Linked DNA regions of Mus musculus: regions 2 and 3 are each linked to region 1. Evidence: chromatin loops called from intact Hi-C (ENCODE). Cell type or tissue: heart. All regions are shown on one strand. Links, peaks and the distances in the headings refer to the core of each region. The heading gives the core; the rest is flanking DNA.

What was found. Peaks named below come from ENCODE experiments on the same cell type or tissue, not always from the same donor. Only the 100,000 strongest peaks of a DNase experiment are listed, where the experiment ranks them.
Region 2: it touches region 1 in a loop (3-fold over the local background); 1 of 42 quality-filtered maps calls a loop at or near these places.
Region 3: it touches region 1 in a loop (2.7-fold over the local background); 1 of 42 quality-filtered maps calls a loop at or near these places.

What each region holds. Positions count from the first base shown.
Region 1 is chr2:73,381,980-73,392,557 of GRCm38, reverse strand. Gpr155 (G protein-coupled receptor 155) reads left to right here and starts at 6,078. Exons shown (of 17, transcript NM_001190297.2): 1 at 6,078-6,293; 2 at 9,600-9,763; 3 at 10,250-10,578. The coding sequence starts at 10,281. Gm13707 (a long non-coding RNA gene) reads right to left here and starts at 5,708. Exons shown (of 9, transcript XR_866430.3): 1 at 5,202-5,708; 2 at 3,983-4,108. In heart, for the core only: no CTCF peak of the experiment used is centred there; a DNase peak (open chromatin) is centred at 5,897; H3K4me3 peaks cover 1,934 bases; H3K27ac peaks cover 1,541 bases.
Region 2 is chr2:73,887,223-73,897,800 of GRCm38, reverse strand. It overlaps Atf2 (activating transcription factor 2), which reads left to right and starts at 5,162. Exons shown (of 15, transcript NM_001025093.2): 1 at 5,162-5,326. It overlaps Gm10822 (a long non-coding RNA gene), which reads right to left and starts at 5,393. Exons shown (of 3, transcript XR_003953852.1): 1 at 5,062-5,393; 2 at 4,764-4,890. In heart, for the core only: no CTCF peak of the experiment used is centred there; a DNase peak (open chromatin) is centred at 5,000; H3K4me3 peaks cover 2,858 bases; H3K27ac peaks cover 2,225 bases.
Region 3 is chr2:73,524,058-73,534,635 of GRCm38, reverse strand. It overlaps Wipf1 (WAS/WASL interacting protein family, member 1), which reads left to right and starts at 5,149. Exons shown (of 8, transcript NM_153138.4): 1 at 5,149-5,309. In heart, for the core only: no CTCF peak of the experiment used is centred there; DNase peaks (open chromatin) are centred at 5,125, 6,447 and 7,685; H3K4me3 peaks cover 2,280 bases; H3K27ac peaks cover 2,175 bases.

The sequences.
Region 1 (10,578 bases), core at 1,448-9,447:
GTAATCCTTATGGCTGCTTATCACTACCACATTCTTCTTTCTCTTCATTCATTTGATTCTTCTAGGACTTCATAAATAGAACTGTTTTAAATAAATCATGTGGAGATTGAGTAACCTGTTTGCACCAGTTGCCACCTGCATATAACAATAGAGATGAGAAAACAGATTTGGGGAGCAGAGGAGGCCCCAAATGAATGAATTGTAGACATGGGAACAGCCATGATGAGGACCAAGGCCTTGGACCCCCGGAAAACTGGCAGAGCCTTTCCCCACATGGGTCAAGCTCAAAAGGGGCACAGCCTTCTTCTCCTAGACCAAGTATGAATGTTTATAAACAATGAACCAATTTAGACAAAGACTAGGAACTGCAGCTTCCTCCTGCCAGGTGTTTACAGCCTGAGACTGCTTGTCTACAGACATCTCCTATGGAGACTGGCCAACTCCACCCTCTATGCCATATGTAGTAAACACCCCAAGGTTCCAGGTTGCTGGCTGAAGTACGTTTTCTCCATCAGAGCACATGTACCCAACCTGACCCCAGCTTTTCTGTGTGTGTACCTGCGTCTCTATAATTTCTTCACTCCCTCAGTACCCTTAGTCAAGGGTCCAGACCCAAGCCTTATGGGTCATAGCACTGAGACATATGAAAAAATGCTTGAGAAAGAGAAACGACGGTAGAAATACTGAAAGCATCAGGCAGTGATTACACACACCTTTAACCTCAGCACTAGGGAAGCAGAGGCAGGTGGATCTTTGAGCTCAATGCCAGCCTGGTCTACAGAGTAAATTCCAGGATGGCCAAGGCTACATAAAGAAACTCTACCTCAACAACCCCTCCCACCCCCCCCCCCACACACACACGAGGGGTGGGGGGCAGGGAGAAAGAAAGGAAATACTGAAAGCACATTAAGACTGAGGCATTAGGAGGAGACTACAGAAATGCTGTTTGACAAAGCAGTCAGCCCCTACAAGCTTGGTGTAAGTCCCGCCCAACAGCTTCCGAGGGGTAGTTTAGCTCACTGAGACTGTTTCTAAGCTTTCCAAGAGCAGAGAAGAGACTTCTTGTGAGTTGTTTTGGAATGATTTTCAATGATGTGCCCTGCCACTTGGGGTATCTATCTGTTTCCATGAAAACATTCTCTTCTCCAGTCTCCTCACAGGTTAGGCTCTGTGTGATCGTTACACTGCCTTCCTGGCCTTGCTCTTCCCACAGGAGCAAAAGGACTTTAGACAGAGTAGGAAAGTGGTGGTTCTCTGTGCTGAATAGGTGAAGGGAGAAGTAAAGGGGTCTCCATTTCACTGGAATCCGTGCTTGTGAGTGTCCATGCTTCTGTCCTGCCCAAGGCCATCTGATATGGCTGCAACAAATTAAATCAGGCCAACTGGAGGATCCACAGCAAACTTAAGCTGTGGCAAATTTATTAAGAGTCATCAGACTTTCTATACCTTTAACAGAAACAGGGTGTAGTGGTGATTACCAGGATCAATACAGTTGTAGCTACCAGGATACAATGGTGTGCACAGGATGCACAAGATTAATGTCTGAGAGCAATTGTCCCAACAAGCTTCCATGCTTCCCTGACGAGTAAAAGAACATACAGGAAAAAAAAAAAAAAAAAAAAAACTGGCATGAACACCTCACTGCCCGAGGGAGTTTCTCGAAAAACTAAAAGGCCTATAGTGCCCCAGGAGCCACAGATTCTACCCTGAAAAACCTATGATCTCAAGACATCAAGGCCAGGCCAAATCCATGGTTCCATGTGTGTGTGGTTATGAAGATAAATAGCATCTCAAATTCTCACATAGTACGAGTGACAAACTCCTAAAGCTACATTGATGGAATGCCGTCTTCAGATAGCCATTCACCTCTATTCTCTAGCACCCTTTTCAGGCTGTGCAGTTGGGTAAGGTTATACACAGCTGAGCGTGGGAGAGATCCAGGACCAGGGGCATGGCTACGATCTCAGGTGAGGGCCAGTGACCCTTCCTCCCACTCCTTCTGGCAGAGAAAGTTAAGAGCTCAATATGGTGAAGATATGGTCAATCATATCTTCTCTGTTCTTGTGGCAGGCATTGTCATATGCAGAGAACAGAGTTGCACAACAGATTTGGTCGTCATATTTATTCTGTGTCACAGCCAAGGATGAGTTCTCATTTATTGTCCCAGCAACTCTCAGTTCCAAAAAAAAAAAAAAACAAAACAAAACAAAAAAAAAACCCAACAATATCTGGTTACTCTTATACCAAACAGAGAGTTAAGTTCTGTAACTCCAACGCCACCTGCTACTACTTTCATTTCCAGTGAAGGAGGCAGCCCATGAAAGAGCAGGTATTTCCATTTTTAAAATGACTCTCTAAATAATAGCATTCATGGTTCTGTTAGGTTGTACCCAAAGAGTCAGCCAGCTCGAAAGTATTTATCAAGTGCTTATTGTATGGCAAGTCATGGCATACGGTGGTAGACAAAATTATGGTGAGAACAATGTGGACATCCATCCAAAAGAGGGGAAGGACCTGCCCCTCCTAGCAGAGGAGACTGGACCTCCTAAACTATATTCTTGACATTATTAGTTAGCTGAATACTTCAGGGGGTCTAAGTAGATTGAGCTGAGGATATAAAATCTCCCTTTCCCGAATCTCTTTCTCCTTCCTTGTGCACTTTACCCCAGTGTTCTACCTAGAAGCTGCCAAATAAAAGCTTAAAAAAACAAACCTTATTACTCCAAAGTAAAGGTAAAAATCCGAAGTTCTTCACTTTATGGTATACAAAAGTGGTTAGTTTTAGTGTCTCATCTTAGACACCACCTGAATTTAAAAATGCTTTGTGCAGATTCTGTCTTTTGAAACTGCCTGTTAAAGTGGGCTCCCTTGCAGGCTCAAAGAGGAGGCAAGCACGTCTCTTTCTTTTCAGCATTCTTTCAAAATAAAGTGGTCAAAAGAAAACCACAAGTATGGAGAAACTAAGTCTTGAAACAGACTGGCTGTGCCCCCAAACTCACCACGATTCTACTTTATGGTTTCTGCATCCTGTCTTAATCTAATTCACTGATTTTACTTGAAGTTTCACAACCTAATTCTGTTTTCATGGTTTTTCTGCTTGACTTTCTAAATGCTGGTGCAAACAATAGCCCCCCTTCTTTATTCAGATTTGAGCCTTACTGGAGGTTAGTAATAAAATCAATAGCCAGGTGAGATGGTCAGGCCCCACCTCCTCTCATTGCCTTTGTGTGAGTATTTCAGTATCCCTTGAAAGGGAGAGGAGAAACAATGACATCTTAGGTGCTCGTGAAAGCATGCATACCTATAAGCATAGGCAGAGGTAATTTTCATGGCCTTAAAACGACCTGAAATTAAGTTAAGTTAGAGTATTTACGACAAAGAAGTAAACCATTTAGATGCATATTAAAATTAGGCTACAAAATTAAGCCAAGTGGAAAGCTGAGTAAAAGGAGAAATCAGTTACTGAGTGAAATAGCTACATGACAGTTCTTTATAGCAAGGAACCCACACTGAATAGAACACTTCAACCTCCTGGTTAGCTGGTAGGCAAGGAAGGCAATTATAATTTATTCAGCCATTCAAAAGCCATTTATAGAATGCCTATCATATGTCAAAGAAAGCACTCGTCTAAGCTCTAAGGATAAAAAGATTACAAGTGCAGGCCTTTGCTTTTTTTAAGTTTATATACCACACCGTGTCAGTGTTCCTAAATTATTTCAGTTTATGGTGGGTTTTTATGCTTATCTGTTTTAACAAATAGTAGTTGAATAAAAGAGTAATTATTAAGTATTGTTCACCATTTCCTTATAACCAAAGAAAGTACCTTATGACTTGTAGACTTTGGTTTTTGGTTTTTTTTTTTAAAGTCTAATCATAATTCAGATAAAACGAACAAGCAGAAAGGTGAGAGGGCTAACTATAAGCAGACACGGGCATATCAAGTGAATAGCAATGGATTGCTGACATAACCTTGTACACTCACATGGACGTGTGCTGATGCCTTCTTAAGAACTGTCAGCTCACAGAACACTGAAGCGCTTCATTCTTCCCTCCAGGAGTGGGATCTGACCCAAGGGGTTTTAATCAGATGTCTAAACTCCCAGCGCCTCTGACGGAAGGAAGGATAAGTCCAAGAGATTGTTATAGATAATGCCTCAGGGTTTCCAATTTTAGGTCTAGAAGCAAATTCACTCTTTGTAGCCCCTTCCTCCTTTGTAAGCGCATTGAAATAGTTCTTCATTTCCAGATAGCAGAATTTCACAGCTGGGAAATCTATTAGAAGCTCTCTACCTGGCTTCTTTCTCCTTATTTTAGTGGATGAGAACAAACTTAATGTTCCCCACCTCCTCTTCTTTACCTCTCTCAGCTGTCCGGCTCTACAGTTCTTCTGTAACACCCCTCAAACTTACTCCATTTGTACTACCATTAGCCCAGAGTAGGTTATTTCCTTGTCTTGGCTAGTCCCAAAGTCACCATACTGTCCTTTCTGCCTTTCATCTCTCCACTTATCCTGGGAAGGCTTCCAGATCATAAGGCACAAAATCCACTGACATGTTCCAGTGTGGGGAAATTGTACCAATCTTACTGTGCTGTCAGAGGATAAACTAAGCTAAGCTAACACAAGGAACTCCTACAGGTTGGCCTTAACTTTCCTTTCTAGGCCTGTCTTTCAATAATCCTTTAAAAGTCAAAGTTCACTAAATATTTAGTTTGACTAATGTTCATAGTTTCAAGGCAGGAATCCATTTAGCCTTGAGATAACAGATGTATTGTTTTTTTTTTTTTTTTTTTTTTTGCAGTTAGGTTAATAGTTAAAAGTGAGAAAGACAAAAAATGAACCAAAAGGGAGTAAGCTACATTTTAAAAAATAGTTTCAATTCTGCTCACCTTTCCTTAGGCTTCATATCCTTAAGCCAGCTCTTGGCTTTTCTTTTCTTTTTTTTTCCCATTTTTTATTACATATTTTCTTTATTTACATTTCAAATTTTATCCCCTTTCCTCATTTTCCCTCGGAACCCCCTTCCCCCATCCCATCTCCCTTCCCGGCTTTTATTTTCTTAGTAAACCATATAGTAACTTAATTTAAAGGTGCAAATAGTACTGTACTTTGTACTAAAACTGCACAGATTAATAGGACATAGTAGTGGCCAGACAAAACAGTAAAATTTGCAAAGCAAGATTTCTTTTTAAGAAATACTTACAAAATCACTGAGATCAGGCTTTAAATTAGAAATATTTTTTGTTTCAGAAAATGTCTTCATTTTCACACGTTGACTTCGAGAAGCCCCAGTAGACTTCCGAGAATACTAGGAGATTCCTGTCTGTAAACTAAGAGCATACAGCCAGAGTTCCTCCACAACAGAAAAAGAAGCAGTCGCTGCTGGCAATGTATTCTAAATCAAGCACACAACTAAAGCTTATATTTTAATCTCTTTTGATTTAGGAAGGTCAAGATCATGCTAGCTTGGGAAAGGTAGAAGGCAGGGTTTGAACTCACATCCTTGCATTTATAACTCTATACTATGCAATGACGAGGCTAACCAGGAGAGGAATTGACAGGATTACTGGAAGCTGAGGTTAACCGAAATGATGACAGGCCTTCCTGAGTCTGAGCAGAGGCGGAGGAAACCAATACTGCCAATCCCCACCCGGCCGCCATCTTGTGGGAAGAGAAAAGCCGGAAGTACAGCTACGGGAGACCGGCGGCCAAGTGGCTTTGGCGGAGGCGAAGCATAAGGGCAGGGACTGGGCTGTGTGGCCTCGGGCACCGGGGGTGGAGCGGTGTCGCTTGTCCTTGGGGGCGGGGCCTAAAGGCGAGGTGGAGACCCGCATTCGGGCCTTCTGGCTAGGGGCGGGGCCTTGGGGTGGAGCCCCAGGGCGGAGTGCAGTGTAGCACTGGAGCTTAGGGGTGTGGCCTGACGGCGGGGTGGAGATTTGAAACGCGGACCTCCATGCTGGAGGCGGGGCCTTGGGCGGGGCGGGGCCATGTCCTGAGCTTGGGGGCGGGGCCTCACGGCAGAATGGAGACCGGCTTCTCTGACCTCCAGGCCAGGGGCGGAGCCTGAAGGCGGGGCGGAGGCGGGGAGGAGGCACCGGGCTGCAGACGCCTAAGGTAGCTGACAGGACCGCAGCGGCTCACCCCTCCCTTTCTCGGAACGTGGTTGGGCATCTGCCGCTGGCACACGCCGCTACAAGAGGGTTCGGGGCGGGAGATGACGGCGGTGTGCTCGCTGCTTGGCCCTCTGTGAGCATCGGCTTCCTTCTCCTTGCAGCCGGAGCTGCAGACCTAGCAGGTGAGATGAGCCCCAGTTGCGTTTGCAATGGCCCCTGCCCCTGGGGTCCGGACCAGTGGGCAGCGCCAGGCTGCCCTGGCGCCTCGGCTAGCTGCTGCGCCTGTCCGCCTCTGCTCCACAGAGCCTGCGCCTGAAACCTGCGGGAACACTGGAGATGGTCTGCTCACAAGGGACGACTTGTCCCCTCTGGTGCCAGAGCTGCGGTCCCCAGGGTGCGAAGCACCCCGTTGCACGTGTGCTCACATTGTCATCTCGGACTTTTTACTTTAGCCCAAGGTGGCCTTCGTGTCTGCCCCTCCTGAGCACCTCGGGATCTTTGCGCCAAATTTTCTCCCATACTTCTTTACGGAGCACCTGACGTTGTGACTCCCATGCCCTGGCTTTCCACTTCCACGGGTGTCAGCTGCCCTCGGTATCATCTATTTGGTCAGGGACTCTGCACTCCTTATCTTGGCGGGCCAAAGTCTGATCCTGCAGATTGACAAGGGAAAAGGCAGTGACTGGAGTGCCTGTTGATGTTGAAGAGTGCTTTTTATAGTGCTGCAAGGCATTAGGCTTTTCTCCTGTCTAAAGGATAGGAGTGTTTGAGAAGAGAACAGCCTCAGTTTAAAGCTTTTTCTTTCAAGTCAGTACTGCAGCACATTTGAACTTAATAGCATTTAACCTACAATTTCAGTGCTTTGGTCATGTTATCTAAGTCAGATGTAATGCGACTAGATGGTTTGTATACTTCGTTTTCTAGTGTCTGGCCCAGTGAATTGGCTTTTCCAGTGATAGGACAACTTGTTTGTTCTGCAACAAGTCTTGTTTTTGTAGTTTAAAGGACTGGATGACATTTTTAAAACTTCCTTTGTTGTGGTTCTTGTTAATCTTAAAATGTGCATAAGAAGCGGTTTTTCGTTTTGTTTTGTTTTCATGTTTAAAATGGTATGAGATAAAACTTCAGAGTTATTTTTAGTTTTTTTTTTTCTCCCTTCCTTATTTTGAGACAGCTGCTAATTTAAGTCCTGGCTGGCTTTTCTTTGTAGCTGGGCTTGAACCCATGGTCTTCCTGCCTCTGCCTCACTAGTGCTGTGATTACAGGTGTGTGACATTATGTCAGACTAGAAGTCATTTTAACTTTCATTTGCCTCGGGAACTGTTTATAACACTGGAAAAATTGAAAGGGGGAAAAGGACAGATTACTTTTAAAAAGTTTCATTTAATTTTCAGTTAATTGGAAGTTGAACCTGGAAGTTGTTAAACCTCTTGGCCATCACCTTCACTGTCAATAGCCACTTAAGATCAAACTCAATTCAACTCTTAATTGCTGGGTATGAAACAGAGGCTGGTAACTTCATAACACATTCTAAACTCGTAACTTTGTGGAATATCTAGTATGTCTACTATTGAGGATCTTTAATATTAGGCATGTTTGTATAGCTACTTGTGACAATGAATGCTGTTTACCTTGTTACCGTTTTAATCATTATCATTAGGTCTGCAGTCTCTCTACCCACCTCTCTTACCCACTTTGGTTTATTCTGTGTACGCTGTCTGTTTTTTGAGACATCGTCTCAATGCAGCCCCGGTTGCTTTTGAACTTGTATTGCTCCTATTTCTGTCTCTCAGGACTGGGTTCCTAGCATGGGGCACCATACTTGGCATTAGAACTATTGCTCCCATTTCATGAAGACCTCCTCTGTGATGAGCTGTGCACAGTACATCCTTTCCATATAGTGTTTCGCTAAGGAGTTTTCCCACTCGTTTCACAGTTAAGGAAACTGACTCAGGGAGGCAAAGTAATTGACCCAAAGAGTTGATAAATGCTAAGGTTCAAAGTCTACAACAGTTTTCATTATCTATTGTTAATTAAGATTGTTGTTTAAGCATGTGCGCTTGCGCGCGCTCTCTCTCTCTCCTCCCCTCACCCCCCACGGTTACATTGTTGTTCTTATGTTGTCCAAATATGGGATTGTGAGATATCCAAGCAAAGAAAAATAGGGATTGTGAGTTATTCAAGCAAAGAAATCTAGGGAACTTTGGAAAAGGCTGGACCAGTTTCTTACCCCCTTCCTTACTCCCTTTCTAAGGACACATTTCTTAAGGGCGCCAATGTTTTCATACTCAAGTCTGATTGTTGACCAGCAACTTCAAGGATGACTGTGTGCCAACCAGAACCTGCCTGTGTAATTCAGTGCTTATTTGGAAAGATCAAGTATGTGAATATTGTAGGATTTGTTTCTCTTGACCACTCCTGCCTAATCCTGGTAGAAAAAAGGAAATACTTGTCTTAATCCCAATTAAATATAAGGTTTTAAAAGGGTTTGGTTTCTAGAAAGCAACACAGGGAATATTCTCTTACAGAACCCTGTGTATTAGTTGCTCTTTGGTCTGCCACCCACGTCTTTTGAATGTGGTGTGGGTGTTTGAGAACTTAGCCCAAGCATTGTAAATGACACCAGATTTTTTTCTACCATCTTATATAAGGATACTTTAGATGGTAAACCTAGAACAAGGACTTAGAAATTGGCAATTACTGTCATATTCATTTCAAATTACTAATCAAAGCCAATTCACCTCAGGATTATCTAAAGTTTGTGTTCATTGTGTCTTTGGCAGCAAGAGGGGGGCAGTGTGACAGTTGCCACATTAGCACACAGAACTTGCTCTTCAAAATCTCATGAACAGCTTTAGAACGTCAGAATACAGTTTGTATTTTGGGGGCTGTTCCTGCTGTGAAAAACATCTATCACCTAGAAAAGAAAGATAATCCAGTCATGAGCTAGATAATACCTAAGGGGGAACCGATGGGGGAGAAGAGGCCGATTTAAGAACAGGTTGTTATTTAATGAATTTAATGAAGACTCTTAATGAATCAAGCCTTCCCCACCCCATGCCTCCTATGTACCAGGTATTGTGCTAGATATTAGGGACATGAGTATGTAAAGACGTTGCTGCTATGACATTTAAAGTCTGGTAAAGGAAACAGACATAAGTCAGTTTGAAGGCCTTGGGATAAGCAAACTGAGAAAAACAGACTAAAGGGAAGGATCATGATTTTATTTGTGAACAAATCATGCCTAACTGTGCGATTAAAGAAACCTCACTTGATGAAATGGCTCTAAACCATATGGTTGAGTTTGGTGGCTGGGTAGGTGCTAATTACGTGGGCAGTGCAAATGGTAGAGAGCCTTTTAGAGGGCACTCCATGCACAGAGTCCCCTGTTGCATCAAGGGACTGTAGGCTACTGTTTGTATTTACATAAAAGGAACTAAGAGAAGGCTGGTAGACTGACATTTTTCTATCATTTTTTTCTTTCATAGGGCTTCCTCATACTCCACCAAAAGTTATATTCAGCTTGGATAAGTGATTACTATGTGCCGGCTGTGATTAGACTGCAAGGACTCTACTTGAAGTAGACATTGATATTGGCACCTCACAGATGATAAGGTGAAGCACAAAAACTCAAGTTTGGGGTTCCAAGTTGGTAAGTCCTGCCCTACTGTGATTCTCCCTTGTGCTCAAGCATAGCCACTGGCTGGAAGGGACCGTTTGGTTCCAGTGTGACCCCTCAAACTATCCCTGAGAACTTCTGTCGGAGAATCTGGGTACAAGTGGGTCCTTGGCACCCTGTGGGCCTCCACCTCTTGTCCGTTAGATGGAGGTGGGCTGTGGAACCCTGGAGAGAAAGAACCAGAGGGCATCACTGCAGCTGTATTGTTTGTGGATCTTATTTTATGCACGTCTGACTCTAAAAATAGAGTGGTAACATAAATATTTTGAGCTGACCTACCTTTGAGAGTGAGGTACCTTCCTCTCCCCTTTCCCATCGTCTTTCCCCCAGTGGAGATTGAAGAGAGGGTGGGCACTTGTTTGGCCATTTAATATGTGAGTAAGTTCAGGTTTGCCACAGTCTGTTTCAGTCTGTGGCTGGTCTTAACACTGAATTGTTTTCTTTTCTTCTTTTTTGCAGAGGCCAGTTTGGAAGTGGAGGGAGAGAGAAAATGGATTCTTATTTCTCAGCAAAGAACTCAACGCTTGCTGGTGATATGAATGCGACTTGGCCTGCCTCTCATGGATTTAATGCCACCGGCGATCCACCTTCGATGTCGATAACCCGGCTCTTCCCGGCCTTACTGGAGTGCTTTGGCATAGTCCTTTGTGGCTACATAGCAGGAAGGGCCAATATCATAACCTCAACACAGGCCAAAGGACTGGGGAATTTCGTCTCCAGATTTGCCCTTCCAGCCTTATTATTCAAAAACATGGTTGTGCTTAATTTTTCCAACGTGGACTGGGCTT
Region 2 (10,578 bases), core at 1,208-9,207, 510 kb before region 1:
TAGACATTGGCCTAGTGTACGTGCCCCCACTTTCTCCATACTTTTTACATCACATCAGCCACATCCCACTTGGCCCAACTGGCAAAGTCTAAGCTAATCCACTCTAGTAGGATGTATGTTGATACCATGAGAATGTGGAAGCTTTTTCCATGAGCTTCAAGTTAGTTGTATAAGACAGACACGAGAGCTGCTGGAGTATTCTGTTTTGCTTAGCTAAACATACAAAAGGTGTTTTATCAGTTAAATACCCCCTCCCATGTATGCGTATGTGTGTCCATACACCTTTTAGTAGACTTTTAAATGAGCAATAACAGACTAGGGGATTAAAATAGCCCCATCCCAAGGCTGAAATAGCACATCCATGACAGCTGTTAAGTTTGAAAGCATTAACAGCTGACTCTTGTAGCATTTAGTAAAAGAGCACTTTTATGATAGATAAGAGTGTTCCCCAAACAACCTATTCTTTTTTTTTTTTAAGATTTATTTATTTATTTATTAATTATATGTAAGTACACTGTAGCTGTCTTCAGACACTCCAGAAGAGGGCGTCAGATCTCGTTGCAGATGGTTGTGAGCCACCATATGGTTGCTGGGATTTGAACTTTGGACCTTCAGAAGAGCAGTCAGGTGCTCTTACCCACTGAGCCATCTCACCAGCCCCAAACAACCTATTCTTGTACTTAAATGATATTACTTTGCTCAGTAGCTGTGCTCCCTTTTTGTCTTTAAAAAAAAAAAAAAAAATCATTGTTACCGGGTGGTGGCACACACCTTTAATTCCAGCACTCAGGAGTTAGGGGGAGTTGGATCTCTGTGAACTGGAGGCCGACCTGGACTACAGACTGAGTCCAGGACAGCCACACCTACACAGTGAAACCCCATTTCTAAAATCCAAAACTAAAAGCTGTGGGGGTGAGGTGGAGAGATACTCAGCAGTCAAGAGTACTAGCTACTCATTCCCTGCACCCACACAGCAGCTCACAACGGTCTGGAACTCCAGCTCCAGGAGTCTGACACCCTCACACAGACATCCATGCGGACAAAACACCGATGCATATAAAATAAAAAAGTCATTGTTGGTTAATAAATGTATCTTGCATATAGGGACAAATATACATTGATATTGTAACCCTCATCAGTAAAGATGCTTGTAAGGCATTTACACAAAAGGACACTAAGACATTTCAGACAGTCCCTATGTATCAATGCACCAAATAAGAAAAATGTAAAATAACACATGGAATAAAATGAAATACAGGTTTCCAGACTTAGCATTTCACTTCAAATTCCTTTTAATATTTTTATTTTCATGTTTGTGCACGCATGTGAGTGCCTGTGTTTGTGTGTGTGTGTGTGTGTGTAGGGACTCTTAAAGACCAAAAAACAGTGTCAGATCCCTTGGAGCTGAAGTTACCACAGTCCTTTTTGAGCCACCTGACAAGCCGCGAATCTGCTTTTCACGATACAGCAGCCATGGCTCTTACCCATAGACCCATCTCTCTCCAGCCTCTGTATCAAGTTCTTAAAGGAGACTAACCCTCCTTGGAGATGAGGTAGATAATGTATGCAACAAGAAAACCATGAAAATAAGGGCCCTACAGGAAGTTCCCTGCATTTGTAACCAAAGATGAATTTTACGGCAGATGGGAATCTGAGAGGGGAAATGGGGAAGCATACATTTTATTCGGCTGGAAACAGTGAGAGCTGCTGGTACATAAGATCAGAACTGAAGATAGTAATTATCCACACTTAGCTTGTTTCCATTTGTAGGAAAGCTATGGTAAAAGGGCTGTTATAGCCCAGAGGTAAAGGAGTGCCTTTGTGTACCTCTGGCCTGCCACCAGGCCTAAGTAAGGACACTGCACTGGATCTGCTCTCCACGTAGATCTCCTTTGTTTGTTTTTTCTCACTTTAGGCATCTTTAGAGTTAGCTAAAACCGAAAGTTCAAAACAAAGAAAAAAAATCACATTCCTTGCTTATATAAAAGAATTCTGAAAATATTTTCCTTAGAATCACATGTTCCTCTAGTACTTCTAGGCATCAAACCTAGGACAGAGAGCTAACTGAGGTGCCTATGTAACATATTACAGTGGACCTGGCCACCATGCTCTTTCAGTATCCCTCAGTCCCTACCTGCCACAGGCTTTGGCTGGATTATATAGGGGAGGGCAGCCCTGCCCCTAGACTGGAGACATTTAGCTTAGGAGAGCTGGGTTTGAGATCTAACAGTACCAGGTGTAGATAATAACTTGATATAGATACTATTTTGATATAGATAATAACTTGATATAGATAATATCTTGATATAGATAATAACTTGATAGCAGAAAATCTAATGCCAAAGCTACTGTCACTTGAGATGAAAATAAATCAATCTGGAGACAAGAATTTCCATTTTTACCCAGGTGATGGTGGTGGTCTTGGTGGTGGTATACACACACCTATAACCCAGCAGAGGCAGAGACAGAGACAGACAGATCTCTGTTAGTTCAAGGCTCACCAGGTCTACAGAGCAAGTTCCAGGACAGTTAGGACTACATAGTAAAAAACAGAAACAAACAAAAAGTGTTTTAATATACATGGTGAAAAAGCAATGTAAAAACTCAATTCTAATGGACAAAGTTCTTTTGAAGTGCTTTAACATTTTTAGGTTTTTTTCCCCTTGGGTTAGATATTGTCGGCTGGAGGAAAGCAGCATCTTAGAGACAGTCATCTGGACCTAGCAACTTATGATCTGGCAGGCCTATATTCTTGTCTGTTAGCCTTCCAACCAGTAATGAGCAGCTGACACCTTGCTGATATAATTAGTGTTCAAGTCTATTGACATTACTGCACTGTTACTAAGTTTACAAGATGGTACTTTCTTTCTAACTTCAGAACCGACAGTGTTAATAATCTGGTTTCTTTCAGGTTTCTCAAGTAATTAAGCTAGTTTTAAAGGAAGATTGAGTTGGCTCACGTACATGTATACAGGCCAGCAACCTATTAGAAGGTCCAGTGACATTACAATTTCACTTTCATGCTAGGCATCATTATTAGACGGCAGGCTCATTAACTCTCAGATACTATTCCAGACAAACTTACAATTTTAGATTCACTTGGCGTGGAGAAATTGGGTGTATTTTATGTAAAGACACGAATTGTATTCATAAATCTAAATTAGAAATACGCATTTAACAAATGGAAAAGCATGATACTAAAAAAAAAGGCTTGCTTTTTAAAAATCAGTGCAAGATTTCACAGGCGCCTTAATCACATTTTGCAACTTGTACATATTTATTGGACAACCAACATCCCTAAAATAAGCACCAAAATCTTCAGTAGGAATAAGTATGTTTAGGAGTAGTGCACCTGAACCAGTTATGGAATTGTAAAGGTCTGTAAAGGTCTGTCTCTTTCATTGTCATTACACTAATCAGTCGTCCTTCTTCTTGCCCCCAATTTTAAGGACATTACTTTGTGTGTATGAGTGTTTGACTGCATAAACGAATGTGCACCACATGCCCACGGAGGCTGGAAGAGGTTGTCCGATCCCCACCCCCACCCCGCTTTTATGAGCAGCTGAGCAGGTATGTGGTGATAGGAAACTAAACTTGGGTGCTCTGCAACATCAGCAAGCACTCCTAACCATCTGTCCAGTTCCTTCCCCCGCCCCGCCCCCTAGTTTTTTTGAAACCTACTTCCTACATTAACAGGCATTTCTTTGGCACTACAATTTATAGAGCAAAGGAAAATATTGTGGGAAGAATGCCTCTTCTCTGCTGGGTTCTCATTGGCGTCCTTTAGTCCTCCTTAAAACATTAACCAAACCGGACGTGGTGGCGCATGCCTTTAATCCCAGCACTTGGGAGGCAGAGGCAGGCGGATTTCTGAGTTCGAGGCCAGCCTGGTCTACAGAGTGAGTTCCAGGTCAGCCAGGGCTACACAGAGAAACCCTGCCTCGAAAATTTAAAAAAATAAAAAAATTAATACCGATCTCTTAAGCTTTAAATGAATGAAGTGATTCTATTGAAATTAATAATTTTAATTAATTTCTTAATTCTACGTCAGGTACCCTGGAAGTGGAGTTATAGACGGCTTAAGGGTTACTTGCGGATGTCCTGGAACTCACTCTGTAGACCAGGCTGGCCTTGAACTTAGAAATCCGTCTGCCTCTGCCTTCCGAGTGCTGGGATTAAAGGCGTGAGCCACCACGCCCGGCTCGCATCCAGTACTGTTAACCGCTGAGACATCTCTTCGGTCCCTGAAATTTGTATTTTTATATCTAACTAAGTAAAGGAAATTTGATAAAAGAAACACTCATAATTACAAGAATTTTTCTCTAGGAAAAAGATCGTTGCTTTGTTTTAAAATATGGTGACATGGGGGTGGAAGACGGTGTATTTCCTTTTGATCACTGCCTTTGAACATACTCGTATGTAATATACCATATACTTGACATAGGGTGGTGGGGAAGATCGGCTCCAGTTCTGGCTTAGTAAAATCCGAACAAAGAACTCTCTAAGAAAAGGTTTCTATTTTCTACGCAGGGCTGACTTATTTTGCTTCAGTGTGCACATGGGGGCGGAGGTGATGACTGGCAAACCCCGACTCTCCAAAACCTTAAGCGTAGCTCTCTCTCCAGCTCTGGCTTCTCGGTACACGGAGAGTGGTCCAGAAGCGCTTCTCCCTTCATAGTCTCATATCCCTAGCGAAGTCAGAAACCAATACGACAGAGACATCCGGCGCCAGGGCTGGGCTCCTTTAGGCTCCCCGACCTCACCTTTCTTCTCTCACACCGCCCACGCCCTCCTGCTCGCTCCTCCGCCACCTGCGCGCGCGCCCCAGATCCGGTGCAGCTTCTCGTGCCCGCCTCCCGACGGCTGCCAATCACAGCTTTCTGCAGTTCCCTGGTTACCGAAACAACGGTCCTTGGGCACCTTGGCCACGCCCCTTTGGACCTGCTTCCCGCCTTTCGTGCTTTTCGCCCAATCACTCGCGTCCGAGTGTTCTTTGGTTCCCGCCTCCCCGCCCCCGCCCTCCTGAAGACCCGCCCTTTTTCCGAGGCACGACGGAGTCACCTGACCCGCGGGCGCTCCCTCGGTGGAAAGCAGGAAGGGGCGTGTGCGTGAAGGGGAGGGGCGCAAGAAGAAAGCGGCAGGGATGCCGGGAGTGGGGCGGGGAGAAGGTTTGTCAGTCGGATCTCGCGAGAGAGGACGGAAGCCTGTGGGAGCCCGTGGCCTTTAAAGTGCGATTCAGCCCTCTCCTCCGGGGCTAGTTTGTAAACACGGCCGGCCTCCGGGCTCGCGGGTGGCTGGCAGGACCATGAATTAGTGACCTGGAAAGGTGAGTAATGGTGGAAGGGCCACGGGCTTGGAGGTTGTAGGGATGCAGAGGAAGAAGGTGCTAACATGGCGACGTCGCTGCCTGTAGTCTCCACCCCCCGCCTCCCACCCCTTTTGCGCCCCTGCTGTGGACCCCAACCCTACGGACGGCGGTGGCCGCGTTGCCGCCTCTGGTCTGGCGGAGCGACCGGACCGTTAGGTAACGCGCTGCGGCTCCGGCCGGCCCCTCCCTCGCGCGCTTTCCCAAGCCTGAGCGAGAAGGAATAACGGCTCTTCTCCGACCCCTCCCTCCGACTTCTCCTCTGGTGTGGTCACTTGAGAGGTCCCCGAGGCGCCCTTCGGATCCGCCCATCTGTCGGGGAGACCCCCGCCGCTAGTCCTTGATCGCGCTGCCCAGAGGGCCCACGCTGGGCTCCCCACCGGGGACTCGGGCGATCGAGGGTTTGGGATGGTGCGTTGAAGGATTGGGAAGCAAGGGTCTCTGGCCTCGGTGGAACGTGATGGAGCCAATGGTAATGGAGAACCTGCTGGTGGTCTCGGCCTTTTCTGTCCTTTCTGCCGCCCTCACACTCCCGCCGCCGCCACCCCCCCCTTTCCAGGTGGGGCGGGGCTGAGGTGTGGGTGCAGGTTGATTCTGCTATTCCCCCCCACACCCCATTTACTTCGACCGGTGTTCTGCAGAGCTTTTGTAGGAAAATAATCTGTGCCTTTTATTACCCCAGGGACAAGGAAGAGAGGTAGGGAGAGATGTGTGTATGTCTCCCCGGGATGCTCACTCATTGAACCAGACCTTGGAGGAGATGGGAACTATTTTTATGCACATAGGTATTATAAAATTGTCTCTTCTTTAATGGAGACTCTTAAACTGGGAAGGTCGAGTAAAACTACCACCAGTATAATTGAGTAAAAGGGATACTCATGATAGACTCTAGGCCCATCGACTAATACCTAGTTTACCTTGTGGAAGTCACAGTTTCTTGGGGATTATAAACTAGGGACACGTTCACACCAGATGCAGGTAATGCTGTTTTTAACATCTGACCAAACACGGACTGTTCTGAGCTCAGTTTGTCCTGTTTGAAGAAATTCTTAACCCTTGGCCATTGTCAAGTAATAACCGTTCCAGGAATACTACTCATTTAGCGCCAAATGGCCTGGGTCTCTAGCACCCAAATGGTAAGACTTTATAAAGGCTTATTTTAAAACAGTTAACTCTAGATGAAATAAGAGTCTTGTATTTAAATTTGCTAAACCTATTTGAAGAATCCCTGCAATAAACTTTTTTCAAAAGTATAGAAATATTTTGTAGAGTATGCTAAAAACATATCCTATATAAGCCAAGAAAACTAAGTACATGGATCTTTAAGGCCATCGATAGTTGAGTGATAATTAAGGTTCTAGGTCTTAAAATCATTAATAAATAATTGGAGAGATGTTTAGAGATGTTTTCATGGGTATTTTAAAATTTTAAAGCTATATTGTTTTGAAATGATACTATCCATTAAATATTTCATGACTAACATTAAGTCAAGAAATCTAGGTTTGTTTTTGTTTTTTTTTATTTTTAAGAAAACTTGAAAACTTGAGTTTTAATTATTATCTGTACTCTCCTAATCAATTATATTGCTAGATCTAGTAAATAACTTTACCTTACATGCTGTTTCCACTCATTTTTGACTTTAGTCTCTTCCAAAATGATATGTGTTTCTGTGAACTGGTATCACTTTCTTTTGTTACTCTTATTGAAATGCCCTTAGAAAAGTAAGTCTTATATTTAAAGCAAAATTTGTATTGGAAGCTGGGCGTGGTGGCGCACGCCTTTAATCCCAGGCAGAGGCAGGCGGATTTCTGAGTTCAAGGCTAGCCTGGTCTACAGAGTGAGTTCTAGGACAGCCAGGGCTACCCAGAGAAACCCTGTCTCGAAAACAAAACAAAACAAAAAAATTTGTATTGGAACCCTCCTTGATTAGAAGTCAATGAAAGTAATTAGATAATTCAATGAAAGTGATTGGATGATTCAACTGACCTGTATGAAATTAATACATATAGTACTCCCTGTATTAACTTGTAGCCTACAAAACCACCTGTCATATAGTCAATGGTTTTAACATTTTGTGACTATCTTATATTCACATCTATTTCTATAGACTGAAATCTTGTCTGAAATGGAACATGTTCTATGTTTGTTTTTAAGATTTATTTATTTTTGTGTTTTGCTTGCATATATGTATGTGTACCATTTATGGGCAGTGCCCTTAGAGACCATCTTAAATCCTGAATCTCTAAAACTAGAGTTACATATTATTATGAGCCACCATGTGGGTGCTGGGAACTTATCCCAGCTGCTCTGCAAGAACAACAGGTACTCTTAACTGCTGAGCCATCTCTCCAGCCCTTTGTTTGCTTTTCTACCGTGCTAGGAAAGCTCTTTTTATTTTGTTGTTTCCAGACATGGCTTATCTCTGTAGTTGGCTATCCTGGAACTTGTTTGTAGACCAGGCTGGCCTCCACCTCACAGAGATCCTGCCTACCTCTACCTCCTGACCACTGGGACTAAAAGGTGTGCTCTTTTTTATTGAGATATACATTTCTCAAAATCTATTTATGTAATTTTTTTATTTTACAGTTATATGTGTCTAACTGCTTGTCTGCCTTCTTGCCTGTGTGGATGATAGCATATTTATGGAGATTAAAGGACAACATTGAAGAGTAAATGTTCTCTTTCCACCACATGGGTTCTGAGGATAGAACCCTGGTCATAAGGCTCAACAGCAAGAGCTTTACCCACTGGACCATCTCATTAGCCCTATATGTAACTCTAATGTTGAAGATATAGTGATCCCTATTACTATTTTTGTCTGTGGGGGGAAATGGCAGAAAAACACTTTCTTTGTTATGTTTCTTAAAGTTAAAGAGTTAAAGTAAGGTATCATTTCATAGAAAATAGAAGAATGCATGAGTCTTTAAGGCCATTGGTAATTGTAATACGTGTTTCATATTACATGAAATATACAATTATAAACTTGTATGTGATATATATACCTTCTCATTTTTTATTGACAAACCTCAAACATATTTTTATTTTAAGATAGTCTATGATGCTTACTTTGTTCTTTTTTATAATCATAAAGGGATTTAAATGTATGTTTTATTTGCTATTGTATATGTGTATAATGTGCTTGTATTGGCATGTACATGCTACAACTTGGGTTTAGTGGACAGAACAACTTTATGGAGGTAGCTTTTTCTTTCTACCTTACATGCATTATGGGTATTGAACTCAGGTTGTCAGGTTTGCATGGCAAATGTTTTGCTGGATGAGCCATATCACTACCTCTAAAATAATTATTTCTTCTCTTCATCCTGCTCCTTTGGGGTCAGGGGACAACATGGGGTATGACTGTATCTTGAGAGTGTAGGTATATTTACTTGGGTCCATATTTTAACTGCTAATTGTCAGCCTTTCCCCACATTAATATCCAAGAAATCAAAAACAAAAACAAAAACACTTGAAATATAGTAGTGAGTGACTTGTGATCCTTTAGAAGGTTCTTAGAAAAACAGTAATTATGCTTGGCAAATAGTAAATGGACTTGAGTTAATTTTCGTAGTATATGTTTACATTCATCTGTACCATTAGCTTTTCTTTCTAACCTTTTGTTTTGTTACTCTGTTGTTTTTGTTCATTTGAGACAGGTTTCTCTGTGTAGCCCTGGTTGTTTGGGAACTCACTCTGTAGACTAGATGGCCTCAGACTCAGAGATCTGCCTGCCTCTGCCTCCTTAGTTCTGGGATTTAAGGCATGCGCCACTTTTGATTTTTTCAGTATGTTCTCTAACATGTTTTCATTTTGTCTAATGGAACTTTGCATACCAGTTTTCTATCTTTACTCATTTAGTTTTACCTTTTCTAGCTTTATAGTTTTCTATTATATTCGTTTTGTGATGTTTGATTGATTATGTAGTTAACCGAGCCACTTAAGCCACTTAATAAATTTCTCAGTATTAAATGCCTAAATGGAAGAAAATTGATTTAAATTTTTGTTATTTATTTGAAATAGGATGTCACTCTGTAATCCAGGCTGCTGGAACTCATGGCCTCAGACCTATGGCAATCTTGCAGCAGCCTCCAAGTCCTGAGATTACAGCCATTAGCCACCCTGTCTAGCTAATTTTTAATAATTTTAATTTTGAAGACAGAATCTCATGTAGCTTGCTCTGCTTTTTTTTCCCCTTTCTGATTTTAACGTTGAATTAATGAACGGTTTTGGGTTTTTTTGAGACAATGTTTCACTGTGTGTGTATTCCTGTATTTTTCTTTTGTATAAACTTTGTAGTATTTGCTACCGTTTTTTTCCTTTGAGTTGATTCTATAATATAATAAGCTCAGTGGAAATACTTATCAGAGAATATAAGTATTTGTGGAGTTGCCAGGACTTTTGCTTTCTCCCAGAAGGAGGCTTACTTACACTGGTGTTTTAGTGTGAGTGTGCTACCTTTGCCATCATTTTGTTAACTTGTGGTTATGATTTTCAATATGATATGATTACTTGACTGCGAGTTATTACTGGAAAAAAGTTATATTGTTCAGTAGTTTCAAAATCATAATATAGTTGACCATATAATTTTATAGTTATGAACAATGACCTATGTATTTGGACAAATACCTATTTTATTATATTTTCTGTCATTTATCAGTTTGTTTTGTTTACAAAAGCCTAATAATATCACTACTTAAATTTTGTATACTTTGCTCATTGAATTTATTAGTTTTAATTTATGGACCACTTTCTGAATTACAGATTTCAAGGAATTACTACTAAATTTTCTTTCATATATTCTGGCACAATGAATGTTGTTTTAGGGTAGTTGTTAGTACCCAAATTGTGAGCTGTGTTATGCTTAGTCAAATTGGTTTTTTGTGCCTCAGTTTCCCCCTGCCTGCCAACAGGGTTTTTCTGAGTTGCCTAAGTTGTCTTGGAACTCACTCTGTAGACCAGGCTGGCCTCAGACTTGGAGAACCACCTGCCTCTGCTTCCTGAGGGCTGGAATCAAAAGTGTCATCTACCACTGGTGTCTCAGTTTTCTTTAAGGAGAATAACACTTAACCTTTTGCTCATTTGATTAATGTATATCAGTGCTCACAGCTACATCAGGGAGTTGTTGATGTGTTTATAAAAAGATAAAGAGATATAAGATATGTTCTATGAGAGTGTAGTGAGGTATGGGGGAAGGGGATATCTCAGCCGGCCCA
Region 3 (10,578 bases), core at 1,700-9,699, 140 kb before region 1:
TTAAACTCAATGTCAAAGTCTCAGAACACGGACAAAACATAGACAAGTTACATATCAGAATGTCATATGTGTGGCCTCGAGTCTAGTTCACAACAGAGTCCTTATTTGCATCTGAAACTCATCAGTAGTCTTTTCTATCCATCTTCGTTTCCGCAGTTTGGTCTGCCCACTCGGCTTACAACACGCTTTCTTTAGACTGCTTCTTGAAATTTCTGTGAATACTTCTCACAAAGGCCTAACCATGCACAGTCAGGATTAAAGGCCCCAACATTTAATCTTTTGGTACTAATTTTCTGTGGTAGTCAGATTTTTCATCATTGTGGCAAAATATCTGTTTGAACAATTTAAAAGGAGAAAAGCTGTGTTTGCACACTTGCTTAAAAAGTTTTAGTCCACCATGGTGCAGAGTGGATAGGAGCAGAAGAGCTCGTATCACAGTTGCCAGGGGTTACAGAAAGAATGCCACGGGAGCTGGCTGGTTTGCTTTCACTTTCACCTTTTATCTACCCAGCTGCCAGCCTAGGGGATGGTGCCGCCCTCATTCAGGCAGGTCTGTCCCTGTAGGTTAATTCTCTTCGAAAATCTCCTCATAGACATACCTAGAAGTGTGCCCGACTAGTCATTTACACATTTCTCAATTTCAACAAATTGACTATCAAGAGTGATGTCTTCAGCCAATAGCCAGTAATCTTATAAACAGTGGTGCAGGCATCTTGAAAATGAACCCTTCTCCAGATACGCCTCCAGATGACTGCAGCAGCCCTGGTCAGCTTCTTTGACTTCAATCCTGTCAGAGATTATCAGCTAAAACTACCCAGTTGAACTATACCACATTCCTAATCCATAAAAACTATGATACAATAAATGCTTTTTGAGTCACAACTTTTTACAGTATTTTGTTACCTAGCAATGGCTAATTAATTAATGCCGTTGAGCTCACCATTAGAGATACAGACAGGAGCTAAAGCGTGTCCAGCTGTTCCAGGTCACACAGGAAATTAGAGCTCCAAGGTTGGAGATAAGGAGCCAGACCTAGTACCAACGCATTCAACTATCATACGTAAGGCCTTGCATGAAACAATGGATGGGTGGAATTTGTTTATAAAATATGTTATTATTATTTAAAAGATCTAAATTCTTAGATACTGTTGTAAATATTCATTGATACCAACAGTTTGGGGAGAAATTGTCAGTATCAATCAAAAGGCACAAATCTTTACCAGCTTAGCAGGTAAAGATGCTCACCACCAAGCTTGACAACCTGAGTGCCACCCCAGGATGCACATCAGGGAAGGAGAGCACCCGCTGCTGCAGGCTGTCCGACTTCCACATGCAGGTCGTGGGATGCACACACTTCCTCTCATGCTCATAAAGCAGTAAATAAGGGGGCTGGGGAGGTGGCTCAGCGGTTAAGAGCACTGACTCCTCTTCCAAAGGTCCTGAGTTCAAATCCCAGCAACCACATGGTGGCTCACAACCATCTGTAATGGGGTCCGATGTTCTCTTCTTACTAGAAGACAGCTATGATGTATTCATATATATAAATAATATAAATAAATGTTTTTTAAAAAGAAGTCAATAAAATGTGCTAAATATTTTTGGAAAAAAAAAGGAGAAGGTACAGATCTTTCCCACTTGTCTCATAGATGCTGTTTTTATAAGTTATGGCATTGCTCTCTATACATTTGATTACTAGTTAGAGAATTCCACGGCACATAAGCGCTTACGATTATCAATGGTTATTGTGTACAAAGCAGGAAAACAACTGAAAGCAATATAAATGTCCACTGTTAGAGAATTTGGCTGGATTGTGGTACATAATACAGTTAAAAATATGTAGTTAAAAAAAAAGAACAAATTAGATTTGTTGAGTCTTAAGAGGAATGGAAAGATAAACTTTCATACCCATGCGACTTCTATCCCTAGAGTTTCCACCAGTTATTCAAACTGGCCCTAATCTAGAAGCTGCAGTGAAGGGATGCCACAGATGTAATTAAGCCTGAGTTTAAGAGAGGGGGTCAGCTTCAGTGGGATTAAATGGGTAGGTCTTATCCTGGCATCCATACATGAATGTAAGAAGTCTGCAAACGGAGAGTCTTTGTTCCTGGATGTGAGGACTGTGCTGGCTTCCGAGTGCAAAGAGCAACCTTGAAGCTGGCAGCTAGGAAGGAAAGGGGCGCCTCAGCCCCATCTCAGTCAGGAGCTTAGTTTTGCCAGTGACCAGAATGAGCCTGGAGTGGACCTTCCCTCAGTGCCTCTAGTCAAGAGCCCAGCCTCTCATCAGAAGTCATATGGTGCTCACTTACAGAGAGCCCTGAAGTAATAAATGGATGTGGTTTTGAGCTGGTAAATTTATGATAATTTCATATAGCAGCAGATAACCAATGCAATAGATTATTTTATCAGGAAACGTGATCCTATTCAGCTCTTTCAATAAACATTTGTTGAGTGAGTGTGTATGTGTGTGTGTGAGTGTGTGTGTGTGTGTGTGTATGTGCGCGCGTGTGTGTGTGTTTGTGAGTGAGTGTGTGCATGTGCTTGTGCGTGTGTGTGTGTGTGTGTGTGTGTAGGTGGGGAATCAAGCCCAGGACCTTGTGCATCTTAGCCAAACACTCTACCACTGACTTACCCCATCATTCCTATTTGTTGTGTAACAAAATATCACAGAAAAAGCATGGAAAATCACAAGTGGCTGCTTCTAGATGGGATTGTAGGTGGCTTTCACTTTCTGTTTTTATGCCTATCAACTAGGTGAATTGTTTAGAATAAGTACATATTTTTGGGAAAGAAAAAAAATGGAGCAAAAATATTTGGTGAATATGTTATCCCAGAGGTCTAAATATTACCATGTTCAGTTCTGCCTCAAGGCTTTTTAAAAATTCTTTTTGGAATAAAGTGCAATGTCAGTAAGTAAAATAATCACCTCTCAGGAGTACTGTCCTTTCCGTTTTGGATATGTCTATTAAATATGCTAAGCACTCGTGCGGCTCAGACACCGCCCTCCCCAGCACATCCTGGTCCTCTGCTGCTTCCCTTGGCCAAGTTTAGAGCTCCATTCATCTGGCACTCCACATCCTTCCTGCATGAACCCAGAAGACAGAACCTAACCTAGCACAGAGCCTTTAACCAGATCTGCTTGGACACCAACACTTCTTTACTAAAGCTTGTAACACTGTCTTTCTTTCCTGGCTTAGCATTCGGGGATCTTAATTCAGGTCACTCCTGAAAGTAGCAGCTCAGAGGTGGAACAAACAGGAAATCAAGTTGAGAGACTTATGGCTTGGTGGTTGGATCGAGGTATTAACACCATAATGATCTGAATTTAGAAATTCATATGCTAAGAGATCTTGAGCAGGTCAGCCAGGCTTTGGAGGGCACTGTTCAGTGTGTACAATAGAGACAGATGCCTATTTCACAGAGGTTCCTGTGAGAACTCAATGAGGCAGGTAAGCTCCCTTATCTGGTGTTTGAGACTGCCATCTATTCAGGAGAAGGTAACCAAAATAAAGTCCTGGTTATAAGGGGGTGGGAGGTCCAAAGGCACTGGATTAGGAGTTAGAGTGGCTCCCAAGATGGGAGTCATGAAACAAGAAGCAGAATAGGTTCAGAGCGCCTCTGTCTACAATAGAAAGACCAAATGTCAGCAGAAACCATCTCGAGCTGAACGTGTACTTAATGTCCCTGGCTGCTCCCACTGCTTAGCAACCCGGCGGCACAATGCAGCATAGTATGGATTGTTTACCCTCCTCATGGATTCCCTGTGTTGTCAAGCAACAAGAAGGAATATTTACCACACACTGCTAACCCAGGAAAAGATCCAAACTCAATGCGCCAGAACTGGAGAAAATGGTTCAGCGGTTAAGAGCACTTGCTGCTCTTAACAGAGGACACTTAGATTCCCAGCATCTACGTGGTAGCTCCCAACCGTCTGTAATTCCATTATCAGGGCATCCCACACCTTCTTATGGCCTCTGTGGCACCAGGCAAGCACATGATACAGATAGATATATTTGCAGGCAAACCACTTGTACACATTAAATAAATACATACATAAAAGGCAAATATAGCATAGACCTTAGACGAATACAGTTAACAGTGGGAGTTTGTAACCATCCTGGAATTCATGGTGAGACCTAAAAATAACAAAAACAAAACAAAAAGGAAAGAGTGCATTTAGAGACTCCTACCAAAAAAAAAAAAAAAACAAACAAACAAACAAAAAAAAAAACAAAAAAAAACGCTAATAAGAGTTTAGGAGAGGTGGCCCTGTCGCTGTCTTTCCAGGATTATCGTATCCGCCAGAAGCATGTCACAGAGACTGCACACATAGGGACAACTCAGCACAGAAAGCCTGAAGCCGAGGCATTCTAGATGCCACATTCTGAGGTGCATCTTTCAAAGCTTCCCTGCCTTTACCCAGAGAGCTACGTCGTCTCGGTAGCTTTACTATCCGGTCCAGTAGTTATACTGACCATAACTGTCTTTGTCTTTCAAATGTATATGTTCTAATGTGTCATCCCAGTGTTAACTTGCCTTTAAGGCCTGATAGTGGTGTTTTTGAGAACTGGCAAGAGCCATGTGAAAGGGCCTCGGGTTTCTCCTTATACTCGCTCGGCTCTTGATCTTTCTATGTTTGCAGAAGTCGGTGGAAAAAAAAAAAAAAAAGATTCCAAGAATCCCAACCGATAGGCACCTTACCCTGGGAAGAGCTGTGCGCTCCCAGTGGGCGGGGATTGGGGACGCGCGTGGCCCTTGGGCTTCAGTGGGGCCACTCCATCTTAGAAGCCAGTTTTTACAGTGAATGGAAACTTTTAAGTTTCTCAAAGCGGGGGGCGCCCTCTGATTCGGGAGCGGAGTGGAGATGACCGGAAAAGGCTTTCCCTGTGTTGGGGGGAGAGCACCCCACTCGGAGGCCCGGGTAGTTTCTAGGGACAGCGTCTTGGGTTGGGTATCCCTTCCAGGTCCGGCTCCTGGGCGCACGCAGGTCCGGACCCCTCGGCCTCCGCCCCGGGGAGAGCCCAGCCCAGGCTCCGGTCCCGCCGGCCTCGGAAGTCAGGGCGCGGCGAGGGCGAAGGGCGAAGGGCCAGCGGCTGCCTCGGCGTCCGCGTGTGGCGGGGGCCGTAGGGGGAGGACGCGGGCCGAGGGGGAGGGCGCACATCTCGGCGAAGTTCCCGGATGGTCGCAGCCTCCCGGCGCGGAGCGCTTTTCCTGCCCGCCCCGGCTCAGCCCTGCGGACCCAGAGAGAAGTTTCCCAGAAAAAAATGCCCCGCGCGCCGCGGGGCCGAGGAGCCGCCCGGAGCCGCTGCACGGTAAGGGAGCCGCGCCCCACCATGCAGGGCGCGTCCGGGGTGCACGGAGTTGGGGTGCAGACGGGCGGGTTGTCGGGGCCGCGTCCTCGGCGCCCAGGGGAGCGATCCCCGCTCAGGCCCGCGGTCCAGCCCGCGCGGGAGGAAGGGGCGGCGGCTGCCGGGGCTCGAGATGCCGCGATCCCCGCTGAGCGCTGCGGGGCTGCACCGACCCAGGACCGCCCGTGGACCCGATGGATCTAACCGCGGTCTCCCTGGGATGCCCGGGAACCGCATCTGCAACTCCATCTCCACCGAGGGCGGGTGACTTTGGAGTTTAGGGCTCCCAGAACTTGGCTCCAGTGCTCCCGGGCAGCCTGATCCCGGGTATGGGCGCGCTCTAGGTGCCTATGTCTGCTCCTGAAAGGGCGGCCAGCTCGGGTCAGGGCTTTGCGCCCGGGGCCTCTCCCTAAATCGTGGACCGCTTCCCTTCAGCCTTCATCTCCCGCTACTTTAGCATGCTTTTCTTTTCAAAGAAAGAACAGTGAAACTTAACTAGTGCAAGAGAAATCCAATAGGGATGACCCAGATCCTCGGTTTGTGGCTAGACTTTGAACTCAGATTAACAAAAGGTGTGTCTGTGTGGAACCTGGTTTGACTGGGTCTTGCTTAATCTCCAAGGAATATCCCCGGGCTATAGGCTCCTAACCCCTCAGGGTTTCTACAGTGAGCAGATTTGGTCTCTTTCTCTGAAAATCGCTAGTCTGTCTTGGATCTTCCTTGCCCTTCATCTCTCTGGTTCCTGAGCGGGCCTGCAGGTAGACCCACAGGGACAGCGGACACGTGTGCAGCCTGGGTAGGTTTTCTTTTAACAGCTTCCATATAATTTGAATACTGTATTTTCATTTGATAGATTTTTTTTTGCCTCCTCAAAAAATGCTTATTTCAATAATTGATAAATAACTTAAAAGTTTGTAGATCATGTTTTTGACTTCTTAAAGAGAGAAAGTCTTTCATAAACTATGGGCTCTCTGCTTCTTACAGTGCTCAGGGCACTGCCTTCTACCCTGATTACCTGCCAGTTGCGGTTCACCAGGCTGATCCTCTCAGAGGCATGGGGTGGTGTACACATATGTGTACAGATCGTACACATATCTGTGAGTGCCGGTTGCCGGCTGAAGAGAAGCTGCAGACTGGGTTTTCCAAGTGTTCTGGATCCGCTCAGCGACATCACCGTCTTCCCTGAGTAGCTTTTCTCTTTGGGAATCACATGAGCGCTTTTAGATTACGTGATGGAAAGCAAAGAGATCTGAAAGCAGGGAATGATCAAACTCTGGGATAGAAAGGGAGAATGAACTTATTTGCAGATGGAGGGATTCGCATCTTACTTCCGTTGTCCATTTCACACATTTTCTTCTGTGTGTTTAGCTACTGCCGGATGCCCTTAAACCTACTGTGTGACTCGGTTGACAGTCTTTCCACCGCTGGGTGTGAGGCTAGAACAGGATAACAGGTTATGAGACAGCAAGAAGCAATTTGATACAAAGTAACCAGTCACCAGGCACCGTGTAACAACAAGACACAAGAGCAAAAAGGAACTGCCAGAGAGTTGGTAGGTAGCAAAGAGCAGAATGCCTGTGTCTTTTAAATTGACCGTGCCAAGGTGCTTTGGCCGCCATGAGCCAGGTTTCATGAATGTTCATGATACTCCGTTTTTTCTCACAGTCTTGGATAACTGAATGTGTTCCTAACTATAGCTGTAGTTTTAAAGTTGAGCACTTTCCACGGTGATGCCAAATATTCTTTTATTCCTTTTATACTTTTATTCTAAAGTACACAGGACATTTTTATTTCTTGCTGCAACCTGTTCATTTCTAAGAACCTGGGAATCTAGGTCCCAGAGCTCTGGCCATCCTGGGGCCTGTCCTCCAATGGAGTCTACTAGATTTCTGATGATTTCCGTACGGAGGCCCCACTGAGCTGCCTTCCAGCAACCCACGTAGCCAGGCCACCAGCCCCACACACGCCAATTAGGCTGCAGCTGGAATCAAGCTCATGGCTCTTTGAGCATCGAGGGTCTTTACTGGAAGATGCTGTCATGCTCTCCGCTGGGTAGAGTTAGCTCAGAAGGACTTGTCCTGGATGTTTACCATCACTGTAGACAACCTTGTTTGGAACAGCAGAGCTGGAAGGCAAATGTGGTAAGGTAGGGGAGAACAAGGGGTTCAAGGAGTGGGATTCCTTCCAGCTGCTGGGAGTCGGCCTTTCATTGGCTCCTTCCGTTAGCAATTACTTATCACTGTGTATGTGCTTGCCATGGAGAGATTCGAAGGCGCCTTCACATTCTGTCCCTCTGTCCAGCTTCAGTTGAGAACCACTCCTGGTTTCACTTCCCCGGGACAAAGGACTTCCTCACGGAGCCTCCCTTATACTGCTCAACCCTAACAAATGCAGCTGCTGCCTCCCCCCCTCCTCCCCGTGGGTATTACAGTCAGGTTGAGATCACTAACTGACTCATGGATACATTTGGACAAAGAAACCTCTGAGGATCAGTTAGTTGAGTAGTGTTATCTGCTAACGTGTGGATCAGTGTGGAGTAGGCTGGGTCGTGGTTAGCCATGTGTGACTAGAGGCTTCCAAAGGCTCAATTCTGCGAGTGTGGAGTGAGGGGTGTGAGTCTTGGTTTGGCTTGTTTATAATAGGTAACCTTGGCTGGCCTGAAACCTGCCATATAGACCAGACTGGCCTTGAACTTGGAGCAGTCCTCCTCCTTCTGCCTCTCAGGTCCTGGGATTACATGCATGGGCCTCTGGCTCTAGAGAATTCACATTTGAGAGCCCACAGGTGATGCCAGTGTGCTGAATATAGTTAGTTTCCATGTGGTTACTGCATGGACCACGAAGTCTCCTTAATCTTGTGACTGGTACAAGTACTCTATCTTACAAGGTCTTTTTTTCTTTACCCCTAAAGTGAGATCAACAATCTCTACAAGAGGATTGCTATGAGGGTCATATGTGGTCACATGCACAGTATACTTAGCAGGTTGTATTTAATGGTGCTGTTGGTGTTTGTGGGCCATTATCATTAACATTATTATAATCAGTGTGGACGCAACAAAATAGCCTACATATAGGAGCCGCTTTTAGTATAAATTAACATATAGTCTCTGGGATGCCCATGATCTATCACATGTTTGACATTTACCATGTAGCTCCAAGGAGAAGACTCTTGATGTCTGGGATCTGCAGTGTCTGTCCACCCAGAAGAGCCTACACTGCTGAGGTTTTTAGGGGCAGATTAAGGACAGGGAATGCAGAGACAGCATGCATCACTTTCTTAGCCCCTTGGCACCAGGAAATATTGGTTATCATGACCCTCCATCCATGGGAGTGGAGTTTAACAAGTATATTAGCTGCTTCTCTCAGTCCAAGCAGCTTTGATCTCAGGTGTGTAGCCCAAAGCCCAGTAGCTAGAACACCATTTCTTCTTGTGGCCGGACAGCTCGTGGGACCGCAGCATTACAGCCTGCTGTTAGTCACAGATATTTACTGAGAACACAAAAGCAATAAACTTTGCTACTCAGTGAAAGAACACAGGTGAGGGTAACGAGATGTAACTATCTACAGCTTTTGTATTGTAGTCTTGATTGCTATGACTCACATAAAAATGTCTCTGTTACATTTTAATGTTTACGATAAATGAATTTTTCTCTTTGAGCAAGCCATTTCTTTAGTATAATTCATGTTGCCTTTTGGTTTTGCCCTATCTCTCAGTTATACTAGTGTGCATTTTGCTTTTCTTTTTGGCAGTGCTGAGGTTTGAACCCAGTGATTCAGACATGCTAAGCAAGACTCTATCACTGAGCCAAATTATATTAATTTAAAAAAATTTTAAAAATTATTATTTATTTATTTTTTGTTTGTTTTTCGGGATAGGCCTTGAACTCAGAGGTCAACCTGACTCTGCTGCCTGAGTTCTGGGACTAAAGGCATGTACCACCACCCAGCCCAATTAAATTAAGTGAATGAAATTCTTCAAAGCCTTCAGTGATTTTGGTGGCACACACCTTTAATCCCAGCACTTGGAAGGCAGAGCCAGGCAGATCTCCAAGCTCAAGGACAGCCAGGACTACAAAGAATCTCTGTCTCGAAAAACCAAACAACAACAACAAAAACCATTGGCTATTCTAGAACAGAAAATGTGTTAGGACAAAGTCTGCCGTCATTTAAGCTGGGTGGTGATGGTGTGCCTTTAATCCCAGCACTCAGGAGGCACAGGCAAGTGGAAATCTGTGAGTTCAAGGCCAGTCTGATCTATAGTGTTAGTTCTAGGACAGCCAGAGCTACACAGAGAAACCTTGTTTTTAAAAACAAAACAAAACAACAGCAAAATCAAACGATCCAGAGGCTGGAGAGATGAGTGCCTGCGAGCTGCATGAATGCAGGTGTCCATGGAGACCAGAAGAGCATATTGGATCTCGTGGAACCAGAGATAAAGATGGTGTGAGCCACGGAGTGGGTGCTGAGCATCTCCCAGCTCCTCCCTCCCCACTCCTCTCTCCCTCTTTTCTTCCTTCCTTCTATGACTCCTCTCCCTTCCCTCTTCCTTCCTATAATGTTACCAGTCATATGCCGTTTAGTTGATTCATTGAATATTTGTGCAACTCTGTGAGATTTCTGTTTATTTGGTGTGTGAGGCTGAGTTTCTTAGCTAGTGACAGGGTTAGTTCAGACCTGAGCAGCCTTATTCCAAACCCTGCACCTTTGACTCAGCCCTGTCCCCACCTTTGTTGGACATGACCCTCCCATTCCTGACTTCTGCTAACCTGTGGTTCCCATTCCCATCTAAGTGCCTTTCTGGCAACATCCCTTCCTCTGCCCTCTCTACATACATCTGTAGGTGAGTTCTACAGACTTTTCCGATTGGTCACACATCCTTAGGAAGACAGAAACAATAGGCTTTGTTACTACTCTGTACAAGGACATAGGAAAGCGAGCGGGAGGCACCGTTAGCCACACACCTCTGTGCTAACGATGGTAAGCATGGCTCACACTGTGTGAGAACTCATTCCTATACACTGAAACACTCCCTGCTCCCTTGGCTCATTTCTCTCAGTCACCTGTCCCTTTCTCTCAGTCACCTGTCCCTGTTAGCTTAGTCCTCACCTGCCCATGATTTCTGTTCTGTCCTGTATTCCAGTCTTTTCTAACCCCTGTTAGACGGCAGACTCTTCAAAGTAGTCACTTTTTAAAAACATTAATTTTTACGCTTATTCCCCTCAAATGCAGTTCGT